2 separate regions of the Homo sapiens genome follow, and region 2 is linked to region 1. A link is an interaction called in ENCODE POLR2A ChIA-PET data of the cell type or tissue named here. Cell type or tissue: PC-9. All regions are shown on one strand. Links, peaks and the distances in the headings refer to the core of each region. The heading gives the core; the rest is flanking DNA.

Region 1 (2,500 bases), core at 1-2,500:
GATCCTTAATTTCTGGAAAACTGAGTTCTTTTTGGGTTATACATTAGGCCTGGGAGGCAGCGAAGTCTTACAGAAATGGCAAAATCTTACTAAAGGTGACTTACAGTGGAATGTGCCGAATGAACAACAATGCACTGAAGTACATTTAAACATGAGGGCTCTTCGTAAAGCCCCTTTTGGCTAAGAACAGGTTTGGTACTACAGCATGTCAACTGCTATTCTCTTTGGAATAATCTGCCTTGCACTCTTTGCTGAAGGCTGTGAGTGGCCATTAGGCATGTACAGGATCATGGGACGGGGGAGCGTTTTCCCCCCTAAAAGGGGAAACTTGAGAGCTGATGAGACTGCTGGAAAAGATCCCTTTGCTACCGAGAAGCAGCTGACTGAACTTTTCAGAGTCGTTGCAATGGGTGGGTCTTTCTCTGGCTTCCCTGATCATTTCACCTTCCCAACCCTGCCGCAGGCAATGCTTTTTTCTCTCTCTCCCTTTCTTTTCTTTTTTTATTTTGGGTTGGAGTCTTGCTCTATCACCCAGGCTGGATGGAGTGCAGTGGCAAGATCTTGGCTCACTGCAACCTCTGCCTCCCGGGTTCAAGCAATTTTCCTGCCTCAGCCAACTGAGTAGCTGGGACTACAGGCGTGCGCCACCACGCCCAGCTAATTTTTTGTATTTTTAGTAGAAACAGGGTTTCACCCTGTTGGCCAAGCTGGTCTTGAACTCCTGACCTGAAACAATCCGCCCGCCTTGGCCTCCCAAAGTGCTGGGATTACAGGCATGAGCCACCTTGCCTGGCCCGGCTCCCTTGCTTATCTTTTCTGTTACTCAGGGCGACCATCTTGCCCAGAGACCACAGGTTGAAATTCCTGGTCGGAGGTTGGATTAACGATGATGGGGCACAACCAGAGGCAAGTTTGAGCTCTGTCAGTTTGATATTGGGTGCTAAGCAGAGTGACTAATGTCTGTTTTGTCACACGTATCTTGCTCTGGCCAGAACGAAGAAAGATAATTTTCTTTTATGATGCGGCTTGGCCCCCAGAGTGATGATGCAGCAAGCTGAGTCACTAGGGCCACTCAGGGAAAGGGAACCCAGAAGCCTGGCATGCTGGCAAAAGGGTAGGAATTTTTTTTTTTTTGAGACGGAGTCCCGCCCTGTCGCCCAGGCTGGAGTGCAGTGGCATTATCTTGGCTCACTGCAAGCTCCACCTCCCGGGTTCACGCCATTCTCCCACCTCAGCCTCCCCAGTAGCTGGGACTACAGGCGCCCGCCACCACGCCCGGCTAATTTTTTTTTTTTTTTTTTTTTAGTATTTTTAGTAGTGACGGGGTTTCACTGTGTTAGCCAGGATGGTCTCTATCTCCTGACCTCGTGATCCACCCAACTCGGCCTCCCAAAGTGCTGGGATTACAGGAGTGAGCCACCACGCTTGGCCAGGAATTTCTTACCAGTCAAATTTCTGGCTTCTCTCTCTCTGTGCAAATGGTTGAATGAATGGTAAAAACCACTGTTTGTCTCCATCTTGTTTTACGTCCTTAGGAGCTTGACCTTGTAACCATGTGGCAATACTTTCTCTTGGTCTTTGCCTTCCAGGGAACAATAATTTTAGGGTTTCTGTCATAGTTAGCTCTAAAAATTATCTTTTAACTAAAAGCCTTTGCAAGCTCAAAATTAACTATTCTAAACTCCTTCTGGGAAGGGAAAGAAAAGACTGCCGTGTGCTGTAGCTCAGTAGTCAAGGCTTTGCCCTTTCACACTAGCTCAATTCCCTGCTTAGGAAGTAAGTCCTTTCCGGTTTAATAACTGCATGACCGTCTCTAGTCTCTTCTCCACTGACTATCTTAAATCTTCCTTTCTCTGAGAACCTTCCTGAGTCCTTAACTTTACCTTTGGTAAAGTTCAAAAGCCAGGAATATCAGCCTTTTGGCCTGGCTAAAATTGGGTAATAAGACATTTTAAAAGGATTTTATTAAAGAGTGCTATGGTTAAAAGTCAGCTTAATTAAAAGTGAATATTCAAGTTCTAACAGCCTGGACTCCTTGGGAAAAACAGGAGGCACCAGAGACCCCCTTTCATGGCCCTGTTCTTTCAAGGCCCGGCATTTTTGTTTACCATTTAAGTAAACTACAAAAGAAAAAGGGGGAAGGGAAGGAAAGGAGACAATCAGTCGGCCTCAGGCTATCTTCATTGGGTCGTTTGGAAAGCTGAATCTCCTTGCTATCAGAATAATGTTTCTTCCTTTTAAAAATTTTCAAGTTGGCCTGGCGCTGTGGCTCACACCTGTAATCCCAGCACTTTGGGAGGCCGAGGCAGGCGGATCACCTGAGGTCAGGAGTTCCAGACCAGCCTGGCCAACATAGTGAAACCCCGTCTCTACTAAAAATACAAAAATTAGCCAGGCGTGGTGGCATGCACCTGTAATCCCAGCTACTCAGGAGGCTGAGGCAGAAGAATCTCTTGAAACCAGGAGGCGGAGGTTGCAGTGAGCCAAGATCGTGCCATTG
Region 2 (8,607 bases), core at 2,729-5,228, 71 kb before region 1:
TCACCCAGGATGGAGCGCAGTGGCACAATCTTGGCTCACTGTAACCTCTGCCTCCTGGGCTCACGCGATTCTCCTGCCTCAGCCTCAACCTCCCTAGTAGCTGGGATTACAGGTGCCCACCAACACACCTGGCTAATTCTTGTATTTTTAGTAGAGACACTGTTTCACCACGTTGGCCAGGCTGGTCTTGAACTCGTGACCTCAGGTGATGTGCCCACCTCGGCCTCCCAAAGTGCTGGGATTACAGGTGTGAGCCACTGCGCCTGGCCCTTTGCCCATTTCTGAATTGGGTTGTTTTGTTGTTTAGTTGGAGAAGTTCTTTATATATCCTAGATATTAAACCTTTATCAGATATATGATTTACACATATTTTCTTCCATTCTGTGTGTTGTCTTTTCTTTTTTTTCTTTTTTCTTCTTTGAAACGGAGTCTTGCTCGTCACCGAGGCTGGAGTGCAGTTGGTGCGATCTCAGCTCACTGCAGCCTTCACCTCCTGGGTTCAGGTGATTCTCCTGCCTCCGCCACCTGAGTAGCTGGGATTATAGGTGTCCGCCACCACACCTGGCTGATTTTTGTATTTTTAGTGGAGACAGGGTTTCACCATGTTGGTCTTGAACTACTGACCTCAGGTGATGCACCTGCCTCGGCCTCCCAAAATGCTGAGATTGCAAGCGTGAGCCACTGCACCCAGCCATTTCTGTGGGTTGTCTTTGTATTCTATTGATAGTGTCCTCTGATGCACAGAAGGTTTCCATTTTGATGGAGTCCAGTTCACCTTTCTGCAGTGTCACACCCTCCTTGTTTGATGCTCCTCTTTTCCCTTGACTTCCTTGCCCGGGTTCCTGGTGTTTCTCCTTCCTCGCTGGCTGCCTGTCCTCAGGTCTTCTTTGCTGGATCCTTTAACCGCCTGGGATTCCGTAAAGTGCCATTTTCCTAAGGGCTGGTACCAACCCTCGCCATCTGCAGGTGCAGACCTGAAGGAGCGGGAACAGATGAGTGAAGCAGAGGTGGGGGTGTTTGTCCAGCGACTCCGGGGCCTGATGAATGACATCGGTGAGGATCTGGGTGTGGGGTGGAGGAGGGGGTTTGGGGGTCCCTGCCGATGACAGTCCCGCTACCCCCACCAGCATCTAAGGAGAGTCTTCTTTCTGTTTGGAGTTCTGTGATAAGACAGATGACTCACCCAGGGGGATGGAGGAGGATGACCGAGGGCAGTTCTCTCAGAGAGGGAGTTCTGGCTCTTCAGCTTTTGTGTCCCGCCCCACCCTCAGGGTTCAAGCCTGGCCATTCCAAAGCAGTTAAGTTTCCCCAAGCATGCTTTCAAGTTTTGACAATTGCTGTTACCTTTGCCTGAGATACCCCTTCTTGGTTACTTGAACTTTTACTTGTCCTTCAAGCCCTCCAGTACCTCCTCCTCCAGGAAGCCTTCCCAACCCACCCTCTGAGCTTTTTATTGGAGCACTGATGATCCTGGGTCAATAATGCCTGATACACATTTGTCTTCCCCATGAGACTGAGCCCCATGGGAACAAAGGCTATGTCTGATTCATTCTGTGTTCCCAGTTCCCAGCACCCAGCACAGGGCTTGGCACAAAGAAAGGGAGGCCCCAGGGAGGCCAGCGGATTAGGCCTGAACAGGGATCATCCAGCCCATCCTCCCATTCCTCTTCCCTGGCTGATTCTGTAACTTTCCCTAAAGGGAAAATTGGCTTCTGAGATAACCTGGCTGCGGGAAGCAGAGGTTGTCGTGAGCAGAGATTGTGCCATTGCACTCCAGCCTGGGCAACAACAGCGAGACTCCATCTCAAAAAAAAAAAAAAAGAAAAAAGGAAAAAAAAGAGGCCGGGCGCAGTGGCTCATTCCTGTAATCCCAGCAGTTTGGGAGGCTGAGGCGGGCGGATCACGAGGTCAGGAGTTCAAGACCAGTCTGGCCAACATGGTGAAACCCCCGTCTCTACTTAAAAAAAAAAAAAAAAAAATACAAAAAAATTAGCTGGGCGTGGTGGCGCACATCTGTAATCCCAGCTACTCAGGAGGTTGAGGCAAGAGAATCACTTGAACCTGGGAGGCAGAGGTTGCAGTGAGCCAAGATCATGCCACTGCACTCCAGCCTGGGTGACAGAACAAGACTCCGTCTCAAAAAAAAAAAAAAAAAAGAATTAAGATAACCTGGCTGAGGTTCCATGTAATGTCCCCAGACCTGGGTCCACTGAGGCCTCTGTCCCAACCAGCTTGCCCCTCCCCAGCCTTGAGTCTCTGTCCTGGTCCCACCAGGGCTTTGCAGGCTGAGCCTTTCTTCCTCTCCACAGCAGCCTTCCCTGCACCCACCATTGCGGCTATGGATGGGTTTGCCTTGGGCGGAGGCCTAGAGCTTGCCCTGGCCTGTGACCTCCGAGTGGCAGGTACTGGGCCAGGACTGGGGGCAGGGGGTGGGGCTAGGGAGTCAGGGGTGAGTGAAACAGGGTGAGTCTGGACATTCTGCAGTCAGCCACTGTTCTTGGCTTCCAACCAAAAGCAAAACTAAGGCAAGGCAGAGCACAGAGGGTGCTCAGGCAGAAGCTGCTTCCCCTCCTGGTGCAGCCATTAGCTGCTGTAGTATCTGTGACCTGTCAGAACCTGCTTCCTTCATTTTGGGAATATTTGACCAACCTCAGAGCAATTGCTGTTACGAGCCAAGGAGGTCAAAGAGCAATGTCCAGTCTTCCCATTCTGTCCAAGTCAGATTTATCGACCATGTTTCGGAAAAAGGTGAGCCTCAGGGATAGTTTGTCAATGGCTGAGCTAATCACAAAGGTGCCTGGGCAGGAATACTGGCACCAGCCAAATTTGCATTACTTGTTCTGAGCAATTGAGCTTTGTTTGAAGAATGGGAGGGGATAAAGAAGATAACTGATCATTTTCTCAGGTGACTGACCTGGTGATTAGGAGCAGCCTTCTTGGATGCAGTTAGGCAAAGTCTGAATGTCTTCCCTTCTCCCCCCACCGCTCTCTCCTGCCACCCCAGGAGCAACATATAAAAATGTGTAGCTCCAGGCATGAAAGTAGCTTCTGTCTACACAATGCAGGTCAAAGAGAAGGAACTGACCAGGTGTCCAGGCACCAAAATACCAGGCTGGTCTAGCCCCAACTCTCCTTCTCACATGCCCACGTTCACGCAACTAACTCACAGGGTTTTGGGGAAGACTAAGACGGAGTGAATGTAAAACCCACTCCCTTCTGCCCACGTTCACATGGTCCATGCTGAGGGAATTCAGAAAAGGAGACAGACCCGGGGGGGTGCGTCAGTCAAGGCAAGTTTCTCGAAGGAAGGAAGCAGAACTCAGGAGGACATGGACTGGAACAGTCAGGGCAATTTCAGGCTGTGACAAAGCTGGAACGGACGACTGTAGCAGGAGCAGGAGTCACTGACATTCTAGGCCAGGCCAGGGCTAAGCCAGAGAACCTATTAATAGTAATCCACAAATAGATATGGGGCACCTCCTAGGAACTCTCCTTGTTCCAAGCGTCGTACCTCGTGTGATCCTTAGCGGCTCTCTGAAGCAGACAGAAGAGGGCCAGCCATCTTTCTTCCACCTTTGAGGCTTGGGAAGGGTGAGACTTGCTGGTGACTTACAACTCCATCAAAGGGGCATGGTGAAATAAGGGCCTGGGCTCCTGACTTCTGGGCTAGGGCTCTTCCAAAGGCAGAGTCTGGAGAGGCCTGGCTGTGGCCAGACCATGGGGCAAGTGGCTAGAGGGGCGAGTAGACAGCAGAGGCAGCTGTGGCCCCCGGGATTAGCACTGGGGGACCGGATGGGGGAGGGAGGCCTCACTTTGTTCTATCTGAGCAGCTTCCTCGGCAGTCATGGGACTGATTGAGACCACGCGAGGGCTCCTCCCGGGGGCAGGTAATCGCAACTACAGCACCCGCCCAATTCCACCCCATCCAGGGTCCTTCGCTGCTTTCCTTTTTTGCCCTCTGTTCTGGGCTCTGCCCTCCCACCTGAACCCTGCTCCTCTGAGAAGTCTTGGCTGAGTCCCAGGCTGAGCCTTCTCTGGGTTCCCACTTCCCATGCTGATTCCCACCCTGCTCCCTCCATCCTGGTAGGAGGGACTCAGAGGCTGCCCCGTTGTCTGGGGGTGGCCCTGGCGAAGGAGCTCATCTTCACGGGCCGACGACTGAGTGGAACTGAGGCCCACGTACTGGGGCTGGTGAATCACGCTGTGGCCCAGAACGAGGAGGGGGACGCCGCCTACCAGCGGGCACGAGCACTGGCCCAGGAGATCCTGCCCCAGGTGTGGTGACAGCTCGGCACCAGAAGGAGGGCTGGAGTCATGGGGGAGGCATGTGTGGGGCAGGGTGTCCCCTTGGGCTGCACATCCATTCTCCCAGAGACATATGATTAACCCTCTTTGGAGTTTGTTTAACCATCCAGTAAACACAATCAAGTCAAATTTTAATTCTGAATTAAAATGTAAATTGAATTCCAAAGGGCTGGAACCAAATGGGCTTGAAAGCCCTCTGAATGTAACACTGTCCAGTAGACCATTCTGAGATGAGATAAATGTTCTATACTTGTGCTTATCCAGTATGGGAGCCACTAGCCAAATGATTTAAATTGCAGAAAATGAATGCAGTTCCTCATTCACACTAGCCACATTTCAAATGCTAATAGCCACATGTGGCTTGTGGCTACTATACTATATAGCACAGCCTTAAAATCCCCCAAAGACTGAAAAAGCAAGATTCTAAAATAGATACAGAACTTCCAACCCATATTTCCTACCATACTGCCTGGTGGGATATTCTTGAAATACAACATGTGGGCTGGGCAGGGTGGCTCATGCCTGTAATCCCAGCACTTTGGGAGGCTGAGGCGGGTGTATCACGAGGTTAGGAGTTCAAGACCACCCTGGCCAATATGGTGAAACCCCGTCTCTACTAAAAATACAAAAATTAGCTGGGTGTGGAGGCACGCACCTGTAATCCCAGCTACTCAGGAGGCTGAGGCAGGAGAATCGCTTGAACCTGGGAGGCGGAGGTTGCAGTGAGCCAAGATCGCGCCATTGCACTCCACTGGGCGACAGGACGAGACTTCATCTCAAAAAAAAAAAAAAAAGAAAGAAAGAAAGAAATACAACATACAGGACATGTATTAAGCATTTTTTTCTTTGAAGAGATAGGGTCTCGCTGTGTCATCCAGGCTGGAGTGCAGTGGTGCAATCATGGCTCACTGCAGTTTTAAACTCCTGGGCTCAAGTGATCCTCCCGCCTCAGCCTCCCAAAGTGTTAGAATTACAAGCATGAACCACCGTGACGGGCCAGGCTCATGTTTTAGCCAGATGTGGTAGTTCGAGCCTGTAATCCCAGTTATTTGGGAAAAAGCATTGCTTGAACCCATGAATTCAAAGCTGCAGTAAGCTGGTCACGCCACTGCACTTCCAGCCTGGGCAACAAAGCAAAATCCCGTTGCTAAAAACAAACAAACAAAAACAAAAAGCCAAAAAAAACAACCAAAAAACCCCTCATTAAAAAAATCCTCAAATAGCATGGGAAAGGGTGAGGGATAAAAGACTACACGTTGGGTACGGTGCACCAAAATCTTAGAAATCACCACTAAAGAACGTATCCATGTAACCAAAAGCCACCTGTTCCCTAAAATCTATTGAAAGAAAAAAATTAAAAATCCTCAAACAATAACCTCTCAGCATGGTACCCCAAAGGGTACCATGCTCAGTAGGGAGCAGGTCAGGCCCTGCCCAGGTACAACCCTACCAGCTGCAGGGCCCAAAGCCCTCAGCAGGGATATCTGGGATCTGGCTGTCTGGGGTATCCAAGGCCCTGCGAGGGTCTGCTGGCTTCTCCCAACTCTCAGGGGGCCCAGGATACAGGGGGTTGGGTACAGGAGATCCCAAATTTCCATAAAGATTAAAAGTGGCTTAAATGGAGCTAAGTTAGACTAATTTATAATAAATTTGTCTTAGCCTATAATGCTAGGTACCTTAATGTAGTATCTCAGCTCTTAGAATAATCCAGTTGAACTGATTATCCCCATTTTATCTGTGAGAAAACCCATAAAAGTTCAGTGACTTGTTCATCAAGGTCACAAAGAGTGATTGTAGTATTAGAAAAAAAAACAACACCGGTATTTTGGCATTTATTTTGCACAATACAGAATGCAATATAAAAAAGGTATTTTAAGAGAGCAAAATATGTACAAAATTTTAAAAACAAACTAAATATTTAATGTATTTCAAATACAAAAATTTACAAATGTCACAAAACAAAGTTAACCATACATCATTTTAATATTGACATATATTGAATTAATCATATAAAAGTAACCATTTTGGCTTAGCATGGTGGCTCACGCCTGTAATCCCAGCACTTTGGGAGGCTGAGGTGGGAAGACTGCTTGAGACCAGGGGTTCTAGACCAGGCTGGGCAACATAGTGAGACCTCATTTGTATTAAAACAGAAAAGAAGCCGGGTGCAGTGGCTCATTGCTGTAATCCCAGCACTTTGGGAGGTCAAGACAGGAGGATCACTTGATGCCAGGAGTTTGAGACCAGCCTGGCCAACATGGCAAAACCCTGTCTTTACTAAAATTACAAAATTTAGCTGGGCATGGTGGCTCATGCCTTTTATTACAGCTACTCAGGAGGCTGAGGCACGAGAATCACTTGAGTCTGGGAGGTGGAGGTTGCAGTGAGCCGAGATCGCACCACTGCACTCCAGCCCAAGTGACAGAGCAAGATTCTGTTAATAAAATAAAATAGTATAATTTTGAACAAAAATCCTTTCTTTCCTGTCTCTCAAATGTAAATAATCCTAATACTTCTTAAAACAGATCTTCTTTAATTTGGAGGTGAGGGACTATAGCTTTTTGAAAGCATTTGTCTTTTTTTTTTTTAAGCTTCATCATATATAAATGAAGAGTCTGATGCTATTGCCTAGACAATATTAATGCTGTCAAGTTTCTATTATACTTGGTTAGAAAGTCTCCGAACTAATACAGAACTCTGGGTCACTCAATGGAGTGGCTGATTGCAGCTTTCATATCTAGACCTGTAGACTATAGGGTTTGTCTTTTTGCCTTAACTAAATAACAATCACAAAATAATTCAGATTTCCAAATATACTAAAATATTGGTACTATATAATTACTGATATTTTCAGTACTTAAAAGTAGCTTTGTATACCAAAACACCAGTCTACCAAAAACAAGTACTGGCATGAGTAATCCCAGAGTTGAGACCTTCTGGGTCAACCTGAAAAACAAAACTTCAACTTCCACCTATGTTACTGGGTGCTCAGAATAAAGGTTTCCGGATAGGAGAGGGCCAGGGATGGTGTAGATGGCCACCATCTAGTGGACAAACCACTCTGATAGGGTAGCAAATGGTTCCAGAGTTTTCTCAGCCCAGAAAAAAACTGTCAATATCCACAGTTTGCATCAGATTTCCTTCTTAAATAGTAAATACACATTACACTTTGAGAAATGGATTCAGCTGTGTTTTTTTTCTTTTCTTTTTAGAGACAGGATCTTGCTCTGTTGCCCAGGCTGGAGTGCAGTGGCACGATCATAGCTCACCACAGCCTTGAAGCCCTGGGCCTGAGCAGTCCTTCCACCTCAGCCTCTGAATAGCTGGGACTACAGGTGCAAGCTACTGACTTGGCTAGAATTTGGCTGTTTTCACTCACAAACATACGTACATACCGTTTTTAACTTTAATAAAAGGTTACTTTATTTATTTATTTATTTATTTATTTATTTATTTTTGAGACAGGGTCTGGCTCTTTTGCCCAGGCTGGAGTGCAGTGGCATGATCACAGCTCACTGGAGCATTGACCTCTCAGGCCCAAGTGATCCTTCCACCTAAGACTACTGAGTAGCTGAGACTACAGGTGCAAGTCACCACGCCCAGCTAATTTTTTATTTTTTGTAGAGATGGGATCTCATGATGATGCCCAGGCTGGTCTCAAACTCTTTGGGCAAGCAATCCTCCTGCCTCAGCCTCTCAAAGCCCTGTGATTACAGGCGTGAGCCACTGCACCTGGCCAAGATTACTTCCTTTATTGGGTAGTTACCTAAATAATAACACATATGGCAAGCAAATCTAAAAGAACAGAGGAGTAAGAAGGGCATAAGGTAAAAATCAAAGGCAAGATGACCAGCTAGTCCTGGTTTACCTGTGACTACCCCAGTTTTAAAAGTGGAAGTCCCATATCCCAGTAACCCTTCAGTCACAAGCAAACCCAAACAGCCCTTCATTTCCCAATCCCTCTCTCTCCCCAGATCATCACTATTGTTTCCATACTCTTCCAGAAATTTCCATTGCATATGGAAGGACGTGTATTATGCACATATGCTTACATATTTAAATAAATTCCTTTTAATGGCTTAGAGGACAAGAAATATCTTTCGAGGCTAATCTGTTTCTAACAAATTTTAAAAACAAAATTTAAATATGCATAGTAAGGAATTCAAACATGGAAGAATATAAAACAAAACCTTCATTTTATATAACAAAACATTTATAAACCTTCGTTTATAAAACAAAACAAAGGTTTGGTTTTGTTTTATAAAGGCACACCAGCATTTTGCCAGTTTTTGCCAAATTGCT

Evidence for each region. Peaks named below come from ENCODE experiments on the same cell type or tissue, not always from the same donor. Only the 100,000 strongest peaks of a DNase experiment are listed, where the experiment ranks them.
Region 2: POLR2A ChIA-PET joins it to region 1 with 7 read pairs; 6 of 35 experiments call an interaction of 5 or more read pairs at or near these places.

Annotation. Positions count from the first base shown.
Region 1 is chr1:52,832,252-52,834,751 of GRCh38, reverse strand. No RefSeq gene overlaps it. Among named protein-coding and RNA genes, the nearest start is that of ZYG11A, 9.3 kb to the left of the region's middle. RefSeq lists an enhancer at 1,980-2,500. In PC-9, for the core only: no CTCF peak of the experiment used is centred there; a DNase peak (open chromatin) is centred at 971; H3K27ac peaks cover 621 bases.
Region 2 is chr1:52,900,314-52,908,920 of GRCh38, reverse strand. ECHDC2 (enoyl-CoA hydratase domain containing 2) reads left to right here. Exons shown (of 10, transcript NM_001198961.2): 4 at 967-1,053; 5 at 2,310-2,402; 6 at 3,831-3,887; 7 at 4,088-4,275. Among named protein-coding and RNA genes, the nearest start is that of ECHDC2, 17 kb to the left of the region's middle. RefSeq lists enhancers at 1,875-2,374, 3,061-3,852. In PC-9, for the core only: a CTCF peak has its summit at 3,919; no DNase peak of the experiment used is centred there.